Linked DNA regions of Homo sapiens: all the other regions are linked to region 3. Evidence: chromatin loops called from intact Hi-C (ENCODE). Cell type or tissue: dorsolateral prefrontal cortex. All regions are shown on one strand.

Region 1 (5,000 bases), 180 kb after region 3:
GTAAAAATACAAAGTGCATTAAGGACCCTGCTTCTTAGTTCCTCCCTGTGTCCACACCCTTTGCCACATGACTTTGCAGTTTCCCCCACTAAAGAGGCAGAGGATACCTCCCTGTCCTTGCCTTTGGGGTGACCATGTGACTTGCTGTGGCTGACAGAGTGAGTGGATATGATGTAGCCAAACATTTGTAAAGTGCTTATGCAGTTGGGCTTTCCCGTTTGGGCCTCTGCCATGACCATAAGAACATACCCAGGTTAGCCCAGTGACCCCGGGAGGATGAGAGGCACATGGAGGAGAGATGAACCAACCCTGCTGAGCCCAGCCTAGATGGTCTGATCCCTGGCAGATTCCCAGACACACAAATGAGCCCAGCCATGATCAGATCTCCAGCCAACCTGAAGGCCCAGGAGAATAAATGATTTTTCTTTTAAGCCACTGAGTTTTAGCATGGTTTGTTAAGTAGCAAAATCAACCCCTTTAGAAGGAAATTTGGCAACAAATTCCCTTGGCCATTACACTACTAGAATTTTCTAGAGGATACACCCACCTCCACAAAATGCACTTTGTTAGCTTTTGTCATTTAGTGGGATTGGTGGGATGGAGCAACAGAAATACTGTCAGTGGGCTGGTGGTATAGCACAACAGAAATAAAGGAAAACAAGGACCAGAAGGGTGGTCAGCGACCCTGGGCCTGCACAGGACATGACGTGATATAGGAACATCACAAACAGCAGCAGCTCCTTCCCTTTCCCTTTGACAAACACACTAGAAAAAAACAAACAAACAAAAAACTTGACCTACTGATAGCATTTGAATCCAAGAATTGCATTTCATTTGAGAGCTAAGGCCAAAGCCAGAACCAAGAGGGCAGTGGTGAGCTCTGATGCTGTGGATTCAAGACAACTCAAACTTGCAGGGAATACATAAACTCTTAATTTTATGTCTTAATGATATGTTAAGAATAAGATTATGATTGTTGCATTTTTGAGTAGAACATAAGGTCATTTCGTCCAGTCCCTCATTTTACAGATGAAAAAACTGAGGCCCAGAGAAGCCAAAGACACAGCAAGGGTGCAGCAGAGCCAGACTGGAATATGGGTGTGGTCACTGCCTCCTCCTGTCCCTCCAGGCTATCCCCGAAGGCTACAGAATCCTCCTGTTCATCATAAGGGGAAGATCTTTTGTGAGACAGCCCAAGACTGATACTAGATGCTCCAAGCTTCTGTCCTGTTTCATCTTTAACTGAGCACCAGGCACCAGATCTACACTTCCATGTCACCATCATCTTAAACCTGAAGTCTCTATTAAGCTCCACCCAGGAGACCAGTTGCCTCCTCTGTAGAAACACTTCATGTTCTGAAGGTGCTGGTGCCACCGGCTGACTCCAAGAGGTGTTGTCAGCAGGCAGTGCTATCTGATCTGGCCCTCTGTTCCCTCTGTTTCTTTTAGTTGTGTGTCTGTTGCATTCTTTTAACTCTCCCCTTGTTCCACCCCTACAAAGAAGCAAGATGCAGATAACGTGACAGAATAAAATAACATTTAAAAGAGAAAAAAGATTAAGAACCATTTCAGTAGGCTCTGGCCTGGCTGGTGTGTGCTGATGGAGTCAGGGAGCACACGCAGGAGGTGTCTGATAGTCGCGCGGTGAGAAGAAAGTTGGACAGGCATTGAGGAAGCATGGAGAACTGGTTTCCAGTGCTAGCACTTTGCCATCCCTGGGGACATGAGGGAAGTTACTGAACCTCTCTAAGGCTGTCCCATCTGTAGCCTGGGGACAGCAGCAGCCTCTTGGCAGCTTTCATGAGATAGCATGACGTTGCTGTGGGGACCTTTAGGGCAGGACCCATAATGATGATACTTAAATCATCCTTGTTATAGAAGAGAGGTAACAACCCTTCTTCGGTCCCAAGGTCACTCCTCTGCTCCAGAATGCAGGGAGTTTCTCCTGAAAGTCGGTCTTCATTCTTCCTCTGCAGATGGCATGGTCCCACTCATTCCCTTATTTATTCCAAATTCAACCATTTACCATTTATTTCTCCCATCCCTCAGCTTCCTTCCATTGCCACCTAGTTTAGGACATCACCAGCCACCCGGATCCATCCACACTGCTCTCAGTCCTGGCCTCCAGGGCACCCCATACCGCAGCAGAGAAGGGTGTGTTCCTAAAATGCACTGCTCTTAGGATGAAAAGCACATCCTGAATACAACCAACACGCCGCCATGATGCTGGCTGCTGCCCACACTGCCAGCCTCATCTCATTCTCCTCTCTCCTCCCCGCTCCTCAGACCAGCCACGCTGTGCCACACTCTCATTTCCCCAAACCTACCATTTCTATATTCCCTAGAACTGCCATAACAAATCTCCACAAACCTAGTGGCTTAAAACAGCAGAAATTTATTCTCTCCCCGTCTAGAGGCCAGAAGTCCAAAATTAAGGTGTGGATTTTGCCCCACTCCCTATGCAGGCTGGAGGGGAGGACATTTTCTTGCCTCTCGTGGCTTCCAGGGGTGGCTGGTAGCCCTTGGGGTTTCTGGGCTTCCAGCTGCAGCACTTCCCTCTCTGCCTCCACTGTCACAAGGCGACCTCCCTCGTGTGTCTGTGTCCTCACATGGCATTCTCCTCCCTGTGTGTCTCCCTCCACTCTTCTTATAAGGACACAAGTCATATAGGATTTAGGGCCCAACCTACTTCAATATGACCTCATCTTCACTTGATAACATCTGCAAAGACCCTATTTCCAAATGAGGTTGCATTCACGGGTACCAGGACTGAGCAGTTTTTAGGGAGATGCAACTCAACCCATACCTGCCAAACATCTTCATGATCAGACCCTTCCTGCAAGACCTTCCCTTTGCTGACACACTTTCCCTACCCACTCTCTCACCCACCTTCATTCTGTCCCTCTGCCCCACCCTGTGGATTTCAGGTCAAAAGTCACCTGCTTCAGGAAGCCTCCCCTGATATACCAGGTCAGTTCCTATTGTGCTTGCTGAATGTCTCTGAGGCCCTCATCCTCCTGTTGAATAGACCTATGGGGCTATTCAACTAACGTCTGCCTCCTCCACGAGATTACATGCTGCACAGGGACAGAAGCAGACCACTTTGTTTATCACCATGTCCCCAGCATTAAGAACCAAGCCGGTGCTCAGTACACTCAGTACAAGTGAGCTAACAAATGAACAAACTGAGATTGAGAGCACTGTGTGCTAGGCTACAAGGATACAGAGACACTGATGTGGTTTAGATCTGTGGCCCCACCCAAATCACATGTCAAATTATAATCCCCAGTGTTGGAGGCCTGGTGGGAGGTGACTGGATCATGAGGGTGGAGTTTTCGTGAATGGTTTAGCCCCATCCCCACTTGGCACGGTATAGTGAGTGAGTTCTCTTGAGATTTGGTTGTTTAAGTGTGGCGCCTCCTCCCTCTCTCTCTTCCTCCTCTTCCAGCCATGTAAAGTGCTGGCTCCCACTTCCTCTTCCACCATGAATGTAAGTTTCCTGAGGCTTCCCCAGAAGCCAAGCAGATGTTAGAATAACATTTTCTGTACAGCCTGCAGAATCGTGAGCCAATTAAACCTCTTTTCTTTATAAATTACCCAGTCTCAGGTATTTCTTTGTAGCAATGCTAGAACAAACTAGTACAGACACCACGGTAGAAGGGGTGGGGTCTCCTGTCTCTTGGCTCAATAGGAAGGAAGGCACCAGACAAGTAACTAAAAGGGAAGGTGGCACATCCTACACCCCAGGGACGAACCAGATACAACAGGATTCAGACTAATTGCTGGGAGACAATAAGGGTTTCACCTCGAAGCTGCCAATTGAGCTGAGTTTTACAGGGAAAGAACGGAGAGAAAGGCATTCCAGGCAGAGGGACCAGCCTATGCAAAGGCACTGAGGTGAGAAAAGGTTCAGAGTATGTGGAGAGCAGTAAGATCCAATCCCCAAATGGACCAGCCAGGCCAAACTTGGGAAACATTGTCTAAGAGTAGGAAATACTCCATGGATGGAGACTTTTCCCTACTACCCACCACAACTACATCCAGAGTGAAAGAAATGGAGAGGTTAAGTAGCCTTTGCTATGGCAAAAGGAAGGATCCTGCGGTTTGCATTTGATTTGAGCCACTCAGTTGCAACTGTGAAGCCATGGCCTCCATCCCTGCATATTCCATAGTAGGCAGCACCTCAGAGTTCCAAATCCTGGGACTTTTCTTTTAAAGGTCTCTGGAAAAGCACAGTAGGTGCCCTTTAGGAACTGGGAATTAAAAGATCACAACAAGAAAGTCCCTTTTCCTGCTGTCCTTGCTCCTTGCTCCTCCTGTGGCCCTGACTGAGACGGGGAGGCCCACGTCTCTGCCTGGCCCCTAAAGAACACTGTGAGTGCATGGAGCCGTCTCTCCTTCCCTTCCCAAAGTCCCCAGAAGTTCTAGCCTGGCTTCCAGAAACATGCTTCAGCAGTGGTCTGGTGTGATTCAGTTTTTGTTACTTCCTGAGCGTGACTAATCCAATTTGACCCTTCCCTGCCATGTACACAGAGTCCTTCTCACTCTTCTCTACACCACAAGAGTGGCCTATTGTGCAGCAAGAAATCCATGCTGATCAATTCAGGGCAGGCTGCATTAGGAAGGCAAATTACACGAATATGAGTTGGGGATAACTATGATTAATCCTTTGGCCAGGCAGAGCCCTGATTCCCGTCATGCCCTTGGGCAGCTCAGAGGTGACAGGGATAAGGACAGCACTTCTGATGGCCGCTGGACCCAGCCATTCATTACCGTGATGTCCCCATCACTGAGCCTACTGATGAGATTATTGATCGTGGGAAATAATTATATGAAATGCATTGCAGTAAGCATCGGCCATTGTCTTTGTATTTATTGGCAAGGGATGTTAAGCTTTTCCTCATTTTAGAAGAGCTTCACTTTTAGGAATTAATTGATGGAACCTTTTCAAACTAACAATTGTTACTTTCATGGGGGAAAAAGCAGGAGAGAGCGGAGGA
Region 2 (5,000 bases), 56 kb after region 3:
CTTGGAAACAGAAAGGTGAATCTGCACAGTCCTTATCCTGTAAGAGATCACAATGCTATGCAAGAGATGGCAGCACCATCACGGAATTCAAGTCCAGGACAGTAAGAACCAAAATGGAGGCACAGCCTATAGGAGTCTGGTAGCTTAAAGAAAGGCAACCAATCCCATGTAGGAGTGGGACGCCACGGAAGGCTCCTGGAGGAATGATGGTGGTCCTAGGTTCTACAGGAGGAGCAGGATATGGTGAGCATACAGGGGCAAGGTGAGGCTATTGGGGCAGAGGGAGCAATAGGTACAAAGGAAGAACTGAGTTGGGGGAGCATCCAGAAACAGGCACTTCAGCTCACCGTGCTGGGAGAGCCTGGTGCCAGACAGGCAGGGGCAGGAGAAAGGGCCAGAGATGTAGGATGGGTCAGGTAATGGAGAGCAGCCAGGATCTGTGGACAAAGTAGACACACAGATGCCAAGTACAGCTTTGTCGCCACAAAGGACCTGAAACGTACAACTTTCTTAGACTGGGGAGAGAGCAAGATCCCATGGGCTATGCCTACCTGCACCACAACAGGGATTTCTATGCTGACTGTTTTCCTGTGTTTATTGTAGTCCACCACCCTGGGACTCTGGCCCTTCTAGGGGTCAGAGTGCAGGAGTAGCCACAAGGAACTGTCCATAAGCGGTCAGGGCCAGAGGTCCCCCACCATGTTGGGGGACACCCTTGAACTGATGTGTTCAGTATCATTTTTACCTTAGCAAGTTTCATCTCAGGTCAACTTTCAGGTGGGGAGAAACAAGTTGCCAGGTAGAGCACATGGATGGGGAGGGGGGCACAGCGACATGCCATGTGCCATCTTCAGGTGAGCTGCAGGTGACTGGTGCCCTGGAAACCTCTCTTTGAGAATGCATCAAGACACAAATCCCAAGGAACAAGTGGGCCTTTGTTGATGAGTCTGGCATCTGGGAGTGAGCAGGGAGCAGGCATTTCAGCTTTGGCAGGATCATGGTGGATTTAAACTTGAGGGCAGCTGGGAACAGTCAAACCCCTTTGTTTCTGTATAACACACACTTTTAAAGTTGTGTGGTCCTCCCACTTTGTCTTAATTAGAAGCAGATACCTTCACTGCTGTTTTCATAATATTGTTGCTACATGCAGAAGCGTTTCATGAACACAATACTGATTATAAACTCTGTTCCCCCCACAACCTTGCTTACGCAATTATTACTGTTATTTTCATTATCATCATTATCATTATTATTTTTCCCTAAAGAACTAAGGAGAGTCACTGCTATAAAGAGGGAAAATTCTGGCCGGGCACAGTCACTCATGCCTATAATCCCAGCACTTTGAGAGTCCAAGGCAGGTGGATCACCTGAGGTCAGGAGTTCGAGAGCAGCCTGGCCAACATGGTGAAACCCTGTCTCTACTAAAAATACAAAAATCAGCCAAGCATGGTGGCGGGCTCCTATAATCCCAGCTACTCAGAAGGCTGAGGCAGAGAGAATTGCTTGAACCCAAGAGGCAGAGGTTGCAGTGAGCTGAGATTGCACCACTGCACTCCAGGCTGGGCAACAGAACAAGACTCCGTTTTTTTTGTTTTTTTTGTTTTTTTTGTTTTTTAAGAAAAGGAAAAGTCTGGAGTTTGAGACCATCCTGGCCAACATGGTGAAACCCCGTCTCTACTAAAAATAAAAAAAATGAGCTGGGCATGGTGGCAGGTGCCTGTAAGTCTCAGCTACTTGGGAGGCTGAGGCAGGAGAATTGCTTGAACCCTGGAGGCGGAGGTTGCAGTGAGCCCAGATCACGCCACTGCACTCCAGCCTGGCAACAGAGCGAGACTCCACCTCAAAAAAATTTTTGTTTTTTCCCCTCAGGCCTCAGGCCCGCCTTGGCCTCCCAAAGTGCTGGGATTACAGGCATGAGTCACTGTGCCCAGCCAGAATTTTTCTTCTTTATAGCAGTGACTCTGTAGCGTTGGTGGGGAAACGCAGCTGCTATGGCATCAACTTGGGCTGTACTCCATCTGTGGTGCTGGCACCCCTCTGCCAAGAAAGCCTTGTTTCCCTGAATCAGGAAGGCGGGGATACCTGGGAAATAAACATTCAGCTTGGCTGCAGGTCCTAGCTCTGCCCCAATGTCCTGGATGATACCAGAGAGCAAGTCTCCGACATCTGCAGGCCTCCGTTTCTTCATCTGCACAAAGGGAAGCTAGACAACCCTTATGTCTTTCTTACAATAAGCATTTTGAGCTTCTTTGCAAAATAAAGCAAATTAAATTAGAAATAAAAGCCTGTCAAAAACCTAAAACCCTAATCCTCAGAGTTAAAAGATATAAAACTCTTAAAGGCCTATAATGCCCCTGCTGCTTTAGTCTCTGAAACCAGTGTGCAATTGGGTCAAGGATCTATAGATGGCAGCCTCTTGCTAACTAAGATCTGAGGGGAAAAAAATGTTTCCATTGATCTACACATTCTCAGCAAATGGAATAGGGCAAGAAAGGCAACTGAAACTAGGCAATTTATTATTTATCTTCAGAAGTCAAATAAATCTCCCATAGACCAACGTGGCCATTGGGAATGTTTAATCTTGAAAATAAAAAGTGAGTGTGTTTCTAAAGTAATTATCTACAAATCATATTTTCACTAGGAGAAAAATATTCCATAAGCAAACATGTAACTTGTGAAATATTATCATCTGAGCATTTAATCTCGTGGCATAAATTCTACAAAAGCAGGTGAGTCCTCTTTGAGATTCTCCTCAAACGATTCCTCTGCTCCACTTCAGTGGCCCCTTCGATGCTGCTCAGGTGTGAAACCCTGATCCAACGGAATAAGAGATGTGATTTGAACATCGATCTTAAAAGAATCCATTTTGAATCTTTACACCCATTTTGTGAGCCTCATACAACGAGTTGACATTTGCATTCAAAAGTCTACACCATTTAAGAGAGTTAGGCTTCACTGACAATCAAAGACATTCTCATTAAAACAAAGAGATACTATGTTTACATTCTCATTTGACTGAAATTTATGAATGACAGGTATTAGGTTGAGCCATTCAAAACAGTCATTTTTATAGGCAAAAAAATGGTTGGTAAAAAATCAGCAAGTTTATATGATTCAACCACTATGACAGGGTCGTTGGCATCACTGAGAACCAGGTCAATGGGTCCTGCTTTTGTAGGGTGTGGTCTGGTGATAACGGCCAGGCCAACAGGCAATTTTGATAATGGAGGGCAGGTGCTATATTAAGGGCAAAACAGGCTCCTCCAGGACTGGAGCCAGGGAGCTGACCCAGGAAGGTGGGACATGACTTCTCAGACAAGAAGGACATGTTTCCTTTGCAGGTAAAGCAGGGGCACCTCAGGCCAGGCCAAGGAGATGGCAGATGCAAGGCCTGGAGGTGTGAGTGCACAGCAGTGTGAGGTCCTGGAAGAAACCCAGGGTGTCGGGTCAGGAAGGGGAGATGAAGCACAGTGAGAGGCGGAATAGGGAATTGCAGGAGACGGATAGGTTGAGGGCCCTCTGAGCCGTGATGGAGAGAAGCTCTCCATCTGAAGCACAATGGGAGCCACTTGGGCTGACAAATAGGAAGACTGGATTGGCCATTTAGAAAACAAGAAAATCCCTCTGGCTTTAGTATAGTGAATTAAGTAAGCCAAGCAAGAAATGGGGTGGGGAACTTTGACCAGCTGAAGTGAGAGATGCTGACAGCCTACTCCAGGGGAGTGGTAATGGACACGGAGGTGAACAGAAGGCGTGGAGATGTTTTTTGAGATGGAATCTCAGGATTTAGTAGCTGATTGGATGCCAGAGAAAAGAGAGAGGGAAGTTTGTGTCATAGGTGATGCCCACACAGATGGCGCACATGGGGTAGACAAGACTTGGGGAGGAGGTGATGAGTTTGCCTTGGGGCATGGTGGGTTTGGGGTGTTTGTGGGCCATCCAAGGGGCTTTGCAGCAGCTGCTGCAGCCACAGATCTGACACTCACTGGGGAGGCCTCTGCAGGAGCCAGCACTAACTTTGGGGCTGGATGGGGCTGTTGAGGCATAATGTGTAGAGCTTGTCCCCCGACTTTTCTGTGCATAGGAACCATGGCCCCATCTCGGCCCTACTAATCAGAATCTCAGGGGTGGTTGCTGAGACCCTGCATCTTTAACCACCTCCCTAGGAGACAGAAGGAGACAATCTGTGGGGCCAATTTTGCAGAAGCTACACAAGAGAAAGACAATAATAGCAACATGTGAAAGAACCTAGAATTCAGTGTCTAAATTTAAAAAAAAAAAACCACCACTGTTGAGGGTAGTGAAAAAGATTTTCATATGCTGATGTGAGAGCACACGTTGAACTTGTGAGTAAAAAGACCTGAAATGTTAGTGAAAATCCCAGGGAAGAAAATCCTAGAAATAGTGTTGAAAGTAGCAAAGAATTAACTTCTTCACACAAAAATGCTCTGAATGATCAGAGCACAGATTTCACATTCCAACTTGTGTTCTTATGTTTAGTGAAGCTTTTGTCATAAGGAGCATTTAAGGATGAGAACCCAAGTTAGGCAGGATAAACGTACAAAATGTGCCCAGGAAAATGGAATTTACCATTGTAAGGGAGAAACAGATTTAATACATTTGTCTTATTATTCGAAGGAAACTGTAAAGCAGCTTAATAAAACATCAGAGTTCCTTACTTGGTCAAATGTGTGAATATGCATTCATTGTCTAAGCCAGAACTAAAAGGTGCAAACCAAGATTATCAATCTCTCCCCGGCCCCGAACATTCCCATTATGCTCTGTTTATGCCTCTATTAGAGCATTCAGCTCAGCCGGTCTGGGACTGAATGATTTATGCCATGTCTGCTCTCCCACCCCACAGTGCCCTGTCCTTTAGGGCAGAGATCTTGTCTTCCTCACCTCCATGGTCATTATTGGTTAACTTGAACTTTCATCATTATATAGAGCTTCCCCATCTTGATTTGCAATTCCACAGTTTCTCTATGTCAGAGCTTGAT
Region 3 (5,000 bases):
TGATGCATAAAATTAACTATTACAAAGACTGTAATAAAGAACACAGATCTCAACTTTGCTGTTTCCTAGTTGCATGACCCCCAGGGACATTACTTAACCTCCTTGAGCCTCAGTTTCTTCATCTTAAAATGGGGACAGAGTTTACTTCATAGGCATTCAACCTGCACAGTCATACTTAGATGGACCCATGCTTGCTTGAATGCTCTGCTGTTGAAATTCTTAATAAATTTTAAATAATTTGTTAATAATTCTTAACAATCTTTAACAAGGGGCTCCACATTTTTATCTTGCATTGTCCCCAACAAATAACGTACCCAGTGCTGAAAAGGATAATATCCTTAACTTCCTCTCAGGGTGCTTGTGAAGGTCAAATAAGACACCACAGGTAAAGCACTCAGCACCTTGCGTGACACAGTACCTGCATCATAAGCCCAGCTGTCATTATTGCTAACAACACGTGCAAGCCGCTACTCAGGGCCAGACCCTCAAGTCCACAGAGATGAACACGACTCCTGCCCTGGGGAATTTGTGGTTTATGGTTCAGGAGTTAATGGATTCAGGTAGAACAGCCTGAGGCAGGCCCATCCAGGTAAAGGCATCCCCCAGGAGGAAGCCTCCTGATTATTCACTCCTGTTGGAAATTGAGGAAGTTGGAAGGGTCCTAGGCAGGGAGCGGTGATGAGGGAAAGGGCCCAGAAGGTCTCAGTAGCTGGGGAAAGAGCTGCATGGAGAGAGGCATGGGAGGTGTGGAAAGGAAGCCCAGAGCTGGGTGCTGATTAGGGACTCTGACCAGCCAGACCCTCCAAGACCACGCCCCACTGGCCTGGAACCTGAGAGACTGAGTGTCTGCTCACTGGCTGTGTCCCCTGAGCAGGCTCCACAGTATCTCTAAGCCCCAGGTCGTCACCAAGTAAGTGGGAGACATGACCCAGATGAGGATGAATGCACACAGAATGATACCCCACAGAGGGTAAAGGTTATTGTACAATCAGGAGCGGGAGGAAGCGGCGTCTGGAATGCCTGAAGATGTGAGGCACCCATGTACCTTAAAGCCTCCACTTTAAATGTCAGGAAACCACAAGGCACTGTTCTCCCCTGTTCACTTAGCAGAGGGGCCCCGACCTAGCTCCCTGGGCTCCTGGCCCCACCTCACACACCCTCCTCTCCAGTCTTTTACCCCACAGGAACTCAGAAGGATTATTTTAAATGGCAAATCAGATCTTATCACTTTGTTCTGCAAAAGCCCCTGGGGCTGTCCATACTTTGAGACTGAAACGCTCACCCCATGTATGCCCCCTCCGCGTCTGTGACCTCACCTCCCACCACTGGCCACTCAGTTACAGCGCTGGGGATGGCTGGCTTTTTCTATGCGTGGAGCCTCTAGTACATGCCGTCTTGGGCCCCTTGTCCTTGCTGTTCCTCTGACTGGAGCAATTCCTGTCCTCCATGGCTTGCTCCAGCACTGCAAATGCCCCTCCTCAGACAGGCCAGCCCTCACCCCAACCCCTCCCCATCTTGAACTTAATGACCATCATCGCCTTTTCACCTGGCTTTGTCATCATTGCATGTATTATGACATGACATATCATTATAGTTCCCTTGTTTGTCTCCCCACCAAAATACAAGCTCCACACAGGTGGATACTTTTATCTTACTTACGTTGTATTGTATCCTCCACACCTAAGATTGTGCCTGCACAGGATATTTCATAAGTGATAGATTCCTGCTTTACAGATACAGAAACTGAGGCTCAATGAAATCACATCCTTTACCAATAACCCACAGCTCTGGAGCTGAGACTGGTCCCTGGGCAGTGGTGTGCTGGCAAATGTCTTAAACCCAGCTCTCCAGGGTAGCGGGAGGTCTTGGTTGCATTTGCTGATGTCCATGGTGTAAATACTTCCACCAGGGCCTACTTCAAATCACCAAGGTGACGTCACTGAATGCGAGGTTCGGAAGGATGCACCCCTGCGCTCTGGAAGGAAGCCAGTGTCAGCCAACTCAGCACCCACTGCCCGGCTACCTCGTGTTCCTTCATCTTCGTCACTCCGCACTTTGAGTGAAATAACTCCTTCTTCGCTTTCCCCTCTAAATCCCACCTACCTCACTCCGCACTTAACACATCAGGTGAAATAACTCCTTCACTTTCCCCCTTCAAATCCTATCTCACATTGAAGAAAACAGTCCGAGCCAAGTCTCTGCATGTCTCTGGGCCTCAGTTTCCCCGTCCATATGGTGGGATGACTTCTAAGCCGTGTCTCTCCGCCATCATCCTTGCCTGAAGTCTGGGAGCCCTGGTCATGCGCACTGCCCCTGTGGACCACCAGGGAGCAGCCTTTCCCCACCAAAGACACTGGCCTCTCCGAGTTCCCGTCGGTGTCCTTCTTGGACACAGCCTGGGTATTGTGGGGCCTTGCCTGGCTTATGAATCGGCGATTGTGCCCAGCCCCGAGCGGGCATCTACAGAAAGGGCCCATTGTCTGCAGTGAGGCTTTTTGTTCCAGCAGTGGCCTGGGGAAACTGGGATTGGGCTGGGGGCCTGACTGGTTCCCAGGGGCTCCTGGTGGGTGTTGGGGTGTGAACCCAGGCGGACCCCTCTCCGCTCTCCCCCGCTGTCCGCCCCGATCCCATCTACCAGGCTGCTGTGCCGGGCACCGCTCACCTGTGCCTCGGCTCTGTCCGAGATTCTCGCCCCTGCAGACCTCCTCTGCCACCCTCTGAGGCCCATAGCACGTGCTCCTTCCTCCAGGCCGGGGTTCCTGTTACTTCCTTTAGCCTCATTCAATCCAACTGCACTTTAAGAGGGTAGGTGTCGGGAGCTGGGCTTCTCCCTGAGATTTTGGCTCCAGGCATTACCGCAGCCCGGTTTTCTTTTCCCTTTCACTGCAGCGGAGGGACGCCCAGGCTTTGGGCGCCGCCTGGGTCTGCAGCAGAGGCAGTGGCCTAACCCTGAGAGGTAGCCCAAGGTCAGGCCAGGGTCTGCGTCCTCCCCTCAGCTCTGCTGTCACAGACGACTGTGAACCCGCGGAGCTCCCATCTCTGGAGCCTGGCCTGGGCCAGCGGCTCACAGTGCTGCGTGCGCAGTGCCTGGCTCAATCCCACCTGCAGCCTGGGAAGTCACAGGGTCACCCAGGGCTCCACGGCCTCCCTGACCACAAAAGGGGAATCGCTGCAGCTCCTGGCAGTGGGCGTGGTCCCCTGTGAGGCTCCGGGGCTTCCAACACCTGAAAATGTAAGCTAAGTGTGTTCTGGGAATGGTGAGGCCTCATCTTACTCTTTTTTTTTTTTTTTTTTTTAACTATCTCTTGCTTCAACCCAGGGCAAGATCTGGAACTGAACCTTCAAAGGAAAGAGGGAGGAGGGTGGGAGGGTGCCTGTCACCTCCCCGAGGGTAGACCTGGGTTTCAGTCCCTGTTCGGCTGGCCATGGGAGTCAGGGATCTCCCTGCTGCCATCTCTGAACCTCGGCTTCCTCTACTGTTAAATGGGGGTTAAAAAGATGCTCTTCTCATTCTGGGGGTGGAGGGAGAGTCAGGATTAGAGCTATTTTCAGTCTCTGACATGTGAAGCTGGGGCTGCATAAGAATCTGTAGGGTATTTTATTAGCAGAAAAATTGTTGTATATAAATGTCATCTGGCTGTACCTAATCCTGTCCTTAGTGCATCAGAAGTGACAGTTAGTACAGGCAAGGAAAGCTCTAGCTTTCCATGACTACTAATCCCACAGAAACTAAAGCAAATTATTCACTGCGGGACAAGAATTTATTGTTAAAACATTTGACCCTGGTGTTTAAAAATATAAGCAGCTTTTTTGGAGGACACTGGTGGGTTTGAAAGTGACCATTTGGGGCAACAGCATGGTGAGTCTCTCTTGGTCCTTAAACCTGAAGCCAAGCCTGCTTTTTCACCTCCTGTGACCCCTGAAATGCCCGTGCGTAAGTGGGCCCAAGATACCCCCGGCAGCCCCTGATGCCCCTGGGGAGGGAGTCGGCCTGTTGATTGCAGCTTCTAGAATTCAGTCTCTTGTATGCTGTCTCTATTATAACACCATGCCTAATGCTGAGATTGCATTTTTCGGGGGCTTTGTTTTTCTAAATTGTTTATCCCCTTGACTCAGGTGAAGAGCAGATGGCATTAGAGAAACTGAGGCAAATGGTCAGTCTGCCATGCTGGGCTGAGGGATGGTGACATGGGGCACCCCTGCCCTGGCCTGGGGCTCAGCCCTCCCAAGACATGCTGGTGCCCAGGCTCCCCCAACCCTGCTGTTCTGGGTGGAACAGTCCTGTGACTTCAGTCAAAGGAGACACACCAAGCATGGCCCCTGGCTCAGGAGGGCTCCCCCCTTGCCCCCCTTCTGGCAGGAGGTCAGGGGACTGCACGGAGGAGCCAGCAACTGCTGGGGCCCCATCTTCCCACCTGGCAGCAGCGTTACCCCCTCCCTACTTCACCTCTCAATGCCTTTATCTGTCAGAGCCCAGAGGAAAAGACCCCGCCTCCATGAGGCCCTCCATGGTCCCATCAGCATGTTTCTGAGAGACACCCTGGTGGATGTCATTGCCCCAAATCTTCTGTTCCATTTAAGATTCTTGGTGGAAACTTAAGGCAAATGTTGGGAGGATACTGGATAGTCCATGATGAAACTGGGCTTCAGAGGGCTGGGAGCTCCTGGGAGTCCACCCACCCTCCTTCTCTGGGTGGCTGCTACAGATTCAAACTCCCAGAGGAGAGTCCATTTGGCCAGTGAGGACCACAGGCCGCCTCATTGTTGAGAGTGGGGCGGTCACAGAGCTGGACAGAACAACACCAACAGGGAGGCAGGGTGCCCCAGGTGAGCCAGGAGGACACACACGCCAGGGTCAGCTAGGCACCCCTTCCCGGGCCTGGGGCTCAGCCCTCCCCGAGGCATGCTGGTGCCCAGGCTTTCGGCGAGCCTGGTGGGGCTGCAGGAATGGAGTTCCCCCTCGGACACCTGAGACGTCACCCGGTTGGGGAGTGTCAAGT
Region 4 (5,000 bases), 240 kb after region 3:
TGGCATAACTTCTCAGTACCAGGTAATGTGGGATCCCACTCTGTGATTCCTCCAAAAGTTCCAGTCTATAACTTGGCACGTTGGCACCTATTTTGGTTAATGTGGTTATGACCACTGACATGGTAGAGAAGGACCTAGTGCTGGATTTGAAGACAACCATATCTGCACCCTGAGTCTCAGTTTCCACGCTTGTAAAATGGGGACATGCCTTTTTTACAGCATGATGGCCCAAGTGACAGGGCCTGGCAGAGAGCAGGTTCTGGTCCACAGTAGTTCGGCATCAAATACATTCTTAGAACATCAAAGTTGGAAGTGCCTTCTGTAGACCATCTGGCCAAACTCTTCCTTTTCTAGCCAAGGAAACTGGCTCAGAAACCTACCCAAAGTCACCCTCAAAACGCTGGTGGAACGGGAACAGGCCCCAGACTACCTGACTCCCATTTGCTTCTATCCCATCTCACCTCCTTTGACTGACGCCCATGGATTCCAGCTGTCATCTCATTTCTAGGCTTTAGGCCTGCAGGGCTTCCTGATCCCTTCTAACCACATCTCTCCTGCAGGCCCTACAAGCCCCACACCCCTATTCAGGAGTTTAACAAATATTGATTTAGCCCCCTCGGGCTGTCATTCAGAAATATACACCGGAAAAGAACGAAAACAAAACATGAACTATTTTAACCAAGGAAGAAAACAACTCCCATCCCAACTGTGTTTGCGAGGTGTGAAGGGACACTTCATGATCCCCCTTTTCAGATGAAGACAGTGAGATCTAGAGACAGCAGCTCCCTGGCTGGAGGTGTGAAGGGACACCTCATGATCCCCATTTTCAGATGAAGATAGTGAGATCTAGGGACAGCAGCTCCCTGGCTGACTCTCTCTACCGCTGAGTCTGTCTGTGTGGGCTGCCACTGGTCACCACCACTGCAGCTGTTTCCATTACTCCCACCTCCCCCTCACTGCTGCCACCATTACTTGTGGCTAAGTTCTCCCCCACCTCATCCCAGCCCAGATCAAGGCCACCTCTTCCAGAGAGTCTTCCTTTCTACCCCAGTTGAAAGAGGCCCCCTTCTCCTCTGACTCAGAGCAGCTCTCCCTGCCCCTGTTTGGTTTTTGAGGCCCTGCACATGGTGACTCAGGGGCTGCTGCCTCCCAGGCCCTCTGATGACTGCACTGCATGACCTTTCACCTGGGGTCCAAATGCTCAGCACCCCCTCCCACCCACACCTGCTCCCTAGGGGCCAGGAAGGCGTTCTTATTCCCATCACTTGGGGTGCAGAAGGGGTGGCCCAGAAGTGATTTGATCCTTTCAGGATGTTTTTGCAGGCCACAAGGAGGATGAGCTGCTGTTAGTCTGCAGATACTCGAGATGGTTGGTTTTCTGCACAGGCTGGGGTAGAGGAGCCTATGTCCTATTGAATTCTTGCAAGCGTGCAGACCTCCTCTGCATTAATCAAACACTTATTGAGCCCCTATCATTTGCTGAGTATTGAGAATACTAACATGAAGAAGATACTTCATGCCTACAGAAGTCACCTCCAATTCTGCCCAGACTGCTTACCACTATCGTGGGGTGCACAAGGAAAAGCCCTTCTTGGCCCCAAGCACCCCAATACCTCATGGCCCCCAGCAGTGAGGGAGCTTCATCTCCCATCCATTCACATGCACTCCCAGGACAGGCCTGACAACCCCTCTGGAAGACCACACTGAGCTCTCTGTGCTGTAAGAATGTCTGGCAAGACTTTTTTGGCCCAGGAATCGGGGAAAGGTATTAAGGGGTATTGTTGCCGGGATCCTAGAGAAGAGATTCCCCTGCTTGAGGAGCCCCCAGCCCAGTCCTAACACCTCTCCAGCCTGCATCAGACCTGCTTTATTCTTCCTTGCCCTTCCAGAATTTGCAGACTGGGCTCTGGGGGTGATAAGGAGACTTCAGCCTCCCCAGGAGTGCTGCCTGTGCCCACTCCCTTGGATGGAGCCTCCCCACTGACACAGAGAAGGCAAGTACAGCTAGTTCATCTGGAGCAGATGACAGGTGGCACATTCCTCTCTGCAAGGCAGTGAGTTATTTCATTTAAACTTGAAAAGCACAGCGAGCCAGCCATATTCAAGCCCCAGTTTCATTGCTCCAGTTTCAGGCCCCAGTTCATTGCCTCCATGCCCAAACACTTCTTGGAGTTCTTGTTCCTTACGCGTCCTTGCCAGAGGGAGCTAGCTTCATCTTCTGTGTAATCTTGGATAAGCCATAACCTCTGAAGCTCAGTTTCTGCATCTGTAAAATGGGAACAAAAATCCCACACCACACATGCCCTCCAGGACTTTTAGGGAGATGTGGTGGTCTTAAGTTTAAATCTCCCTAATCTTTTAGGGAGATTAAGTGCCACTGCATGTGTATAAAAGCACTCTGAAGAATGTGATGATGGTGATGGTGATGACAACGATGATGACAACAGGGATGCTTTTGATACCACATGCAATCATGGCTCCATCCAGACAATTAGCTCCAAGGCATAGGAAGGGGACAGTCCCAGGACTAACCTCTTGGCCTAAGAAGGAACCGTGTGCTTCTGGGAGGAAGGTCCCTGGAAAGCAAAGGACATTCTTGAAATCAGAGCCATGAGGACTGGGGTTATTTCATTTAAATTGGAAAAGTTCATTTTGGACCCCAGCTGGTAAAGCAAGGCCAACAATATGGCTATGTCCCTCCCTGTGCCATAGGTTTGGGTGAGGACCCCGTGTGTGCTGAAGAGGGGGAAATTGCTTTTACTAGGTACAGAGTGAGCCTCTCAGCTTGCTCTGGAAGCTTCTTCAGAGCAGGGTTGAGGGGTACTTCATGGGGTCATGGTGTTACCAGGACCCCTTCTCCCTAAGGCCTGCCATGCTCCCTGTATGCCATCTGGGCCAATGTGGAGCCTGCCTCACCTGCTCTAAGTGGGGATTCATGCAAACTTCTACCTTTGGGGCATGTGCTCTGATGCACCTTCCAAATGTTCTCTGGCCTGGGGCACTGTCTTCTGGGCTGTTGGAGGGCCCACCTCATTCTCTGAATAGGACCCAGGAATCTGCATTTTTCAAGAGTTCTCCCTCCCCCCACCCGCCACCCTATTACATACACACACACACACACACACACACACTACAGATGTGTAAACACCATTTTGAACTATGAATTGATGCTTAATCTGTGTCTACTCTGTGCCCTGGCCATCCCAAACTTCTTCTGTTCCTCTGTTATTCCATAGTGTCTCTGACCTCCAGATGTTTCCACATGGTAGTTCTCCTCATGCCAGAAGCATTCATCGCTTCTCCCACCAGCAAGCTTTCTTGTCAATCCCTTTCAAGGTCCATTCAGGATCCTTTCCATGTGATCCCATAAGGGCCTAAGCGTTGATCACCTTCTCCTGTAATCTGTTGCCTATTGGCTTGGGGGCCTCTAGAAAGTGAGTCCCATGAGGAGGAAAAGCACCATTCTGGGCCTAAACACCCGGTACACACCATGTCTGGCTTCTAGTGAGCCACCCATGCTGACCAACTATGAGTACATGGATCTTGGTATCCACCCAACAGCCAACACAGGGCCTGGGAGTCCTCGGGCACTCTGCGCTGCTCACAGAACATTGAATGAACCCAACACTGGCTGCCAACTTGACTGAGTGGGCCTGCCTGAGAATACACACCCCTCTCTCCACCCTGGGCACTTCTAACCAAATATAAATCACGTGAAGATTTCCCTCATTTCTCTGGAACGTAGACTAGAAAGCCAAAAGTCTTCCTGTGGTTTCGTCCTGGACCTTGGTTGACTGAAGACCACTAGGCAATCGTGATATCCTGCAGGTGGATGCTGGCACTAAATGTGAAAAAGTTTCCACAGTAAATTCTGACCAAGGCTCCTTTTTTTCCATAAATCGCACAGCCAATTCTACCTTCTAGGGTCACGTATCTCTCCCAGAGACAGGCTCTGCAGTGCCACTCAAGGAAATGAGTACCATTGGTGTTCCTCTCACTGGACACTTTTGTCTAAATCCAAAAGACCAGCGGTGAGAAGGACTATTCTGGCCACCACGAGACAGCTCCCCATGGCACAGCCTCATAGCTCAGCTCTTTCTAGGTTCTGGAAAGACTGAAAACTTGGTACTTCAACCTCCAGAGCATGAGATTTTAATTTGCTGAGTGCAACTTTCAAAAAGCAGAGTAAATTCCCTTTCTCCAGTGCTTAGACCAGTCAAAAGAGAAGACCTTTTCAGTTTTGACAACCTCACCCCTTTGGCTAGCAGTCCTATTGGCAGACTTCCAGGTTCATTCATTCAGGGATCAGGCTGTTCCTCCAAGCATAAAAAAAAAAAAAATCAACTTTATTTTAATGTCCTATTAAAAAAAAGACTTGAACAACATGAACAAAAGGCCACTGGAATGGAATGGAGAAATATGTATGTGTGTGTATATGCTCATACAGATGCCTGAATGCTAAATTACCAAGACAAATTATCTTTTTCCAATCGAACTTCCAAGGCTGCATTGGCTTTTGTCAGTCTGTAGTGGGGAGAGTTTCTGGTTGCTTGGGATGTGAGGGTTTCGCTTTGGGTTGCTTGCTTACTTGCTTACTTGCTTATCTGGGGGCTTTATTTGTTTGCCTACTAGGTTTTTTCCTTTTCATTTTTTTCAGTCATCTTTGTGGGGAAAAAAAAAAAAAGACTTGTTCTATCAGCTCCCACCTGCAGGATCAGGGCAGCTTCTACATTTCATGTTGGAAGATGGGACCAAAATGCAGCACTTGAAAATCCTGAGTGATTTAGACCAAGAACGACCATTCCCATTTTTGAAAAATCTGTGATTAGCCCAGACTTTTCAATAAGACATTACCAATTGGGAACTGAAGTCGGTATGTCCAAACTTGTGAGGCACTGGACGAGGACTTTAAAATGAGAGACATTTCCACAGGTTTGCATCAGCCTTGCCTCTCACAACCACCATCTCCCAACAACTTTAAGAACAAACTTAACTTTTCT

Evidence for each region. A loop is a pair of places that touch in the nucleus more often than their neighbours do. Peaks named below come from ENCODE experiments on the same cell type or tissue, not always from the same donor. Only the 100,000 strongest peaks of a DNase experiment are listed, where the experiment ranks them.
Region 1: it touches region 3 in a loop (6-fold over the local background); 15 of 110 quality-filtered maps call a loop at or near these places.
Region 2: a loop joins it to region 3, with 2.7 times the contacts of the local background. A loop is called at or near these places in 3 of 110 quality-filtered maps.
Region 4: it touches region 3 in a loop (4-fold over the local background); 3 of 110 quality-filtered maps call a loop at or near these places.

What each region holds. Positions count from the first base shown.
Region 1 is chr10:123,380,978-123,385,977 of GRCh38, reverse strand. The region is part of intron 6 of LINC02641 (long intergenic non-protein coding RNA 2641); the gene reads right to left. Among named protein-coding and RNA genes, the nearest start is that of LINC02641, 36 kb to the right of the region's middle. In dorsolateral prefrontal cortex, no CTCF peak of the experiment used is centred here; no DNase peak of the experiment used is centred here.
Region 2 is chr10:123,500,595-123,505,594 of GRCh38, reverse strand. All of the region lies in intron 8 of LINC02641 (long intergenic non-protein coding RNA 2641), which reads right to left. Among named protein-coding and RNA genes, the nearest start is that of LINC02641, 160 kb to the right of the region's middle. In dorsolateral prefrontal cortex, no CTCF peak of the experiment used is centred here; a DNase peak (open chromatin) is centred at 1,984; H3K27ac peaks cover 826 bases.
Region 3 is chr10:123,556,856-123,561,855 of GRCh38, reverse strand. LINC02641 (long intergenic non-protein coding RNA 2641) reads right to left here. Exons shown (of 12, transcript XR_007062326.1): 11 at 1,660-5,000; 12 at 1-28. LOC105378530 (a long non-coding RNA gene) reads left to right here and starts at 3,166. Exons shown (of 3, transcript XR_946395.3): 1 at 3,166-3,232. RefSeq lists an enhancer at 2,791-3,509. In dorsolateral prefrontal cortex, CTCF peaks have their summits at 2,126 and 2,325 (motif pointing right); DNase peaks (open chromatin) are centred at 1,915, 2,395 and 3,037; H3K4me3 peaks cover 927 bases; H3K27ac peaks cover 1,834 bases.
Region 4 is chr10:123,314,815-123,319,814 of GRCh38, reverse strand. No RefSeq gene overlaps it. Among named protein-coding and RNA genes, the nearest start is that of LINC02641, 31 kb to the left of the region's middle. In dorsolateral prefrontal cortex, no CTCF peak of the experiment used is centred here; no DNase peak of the experiment used is centred here.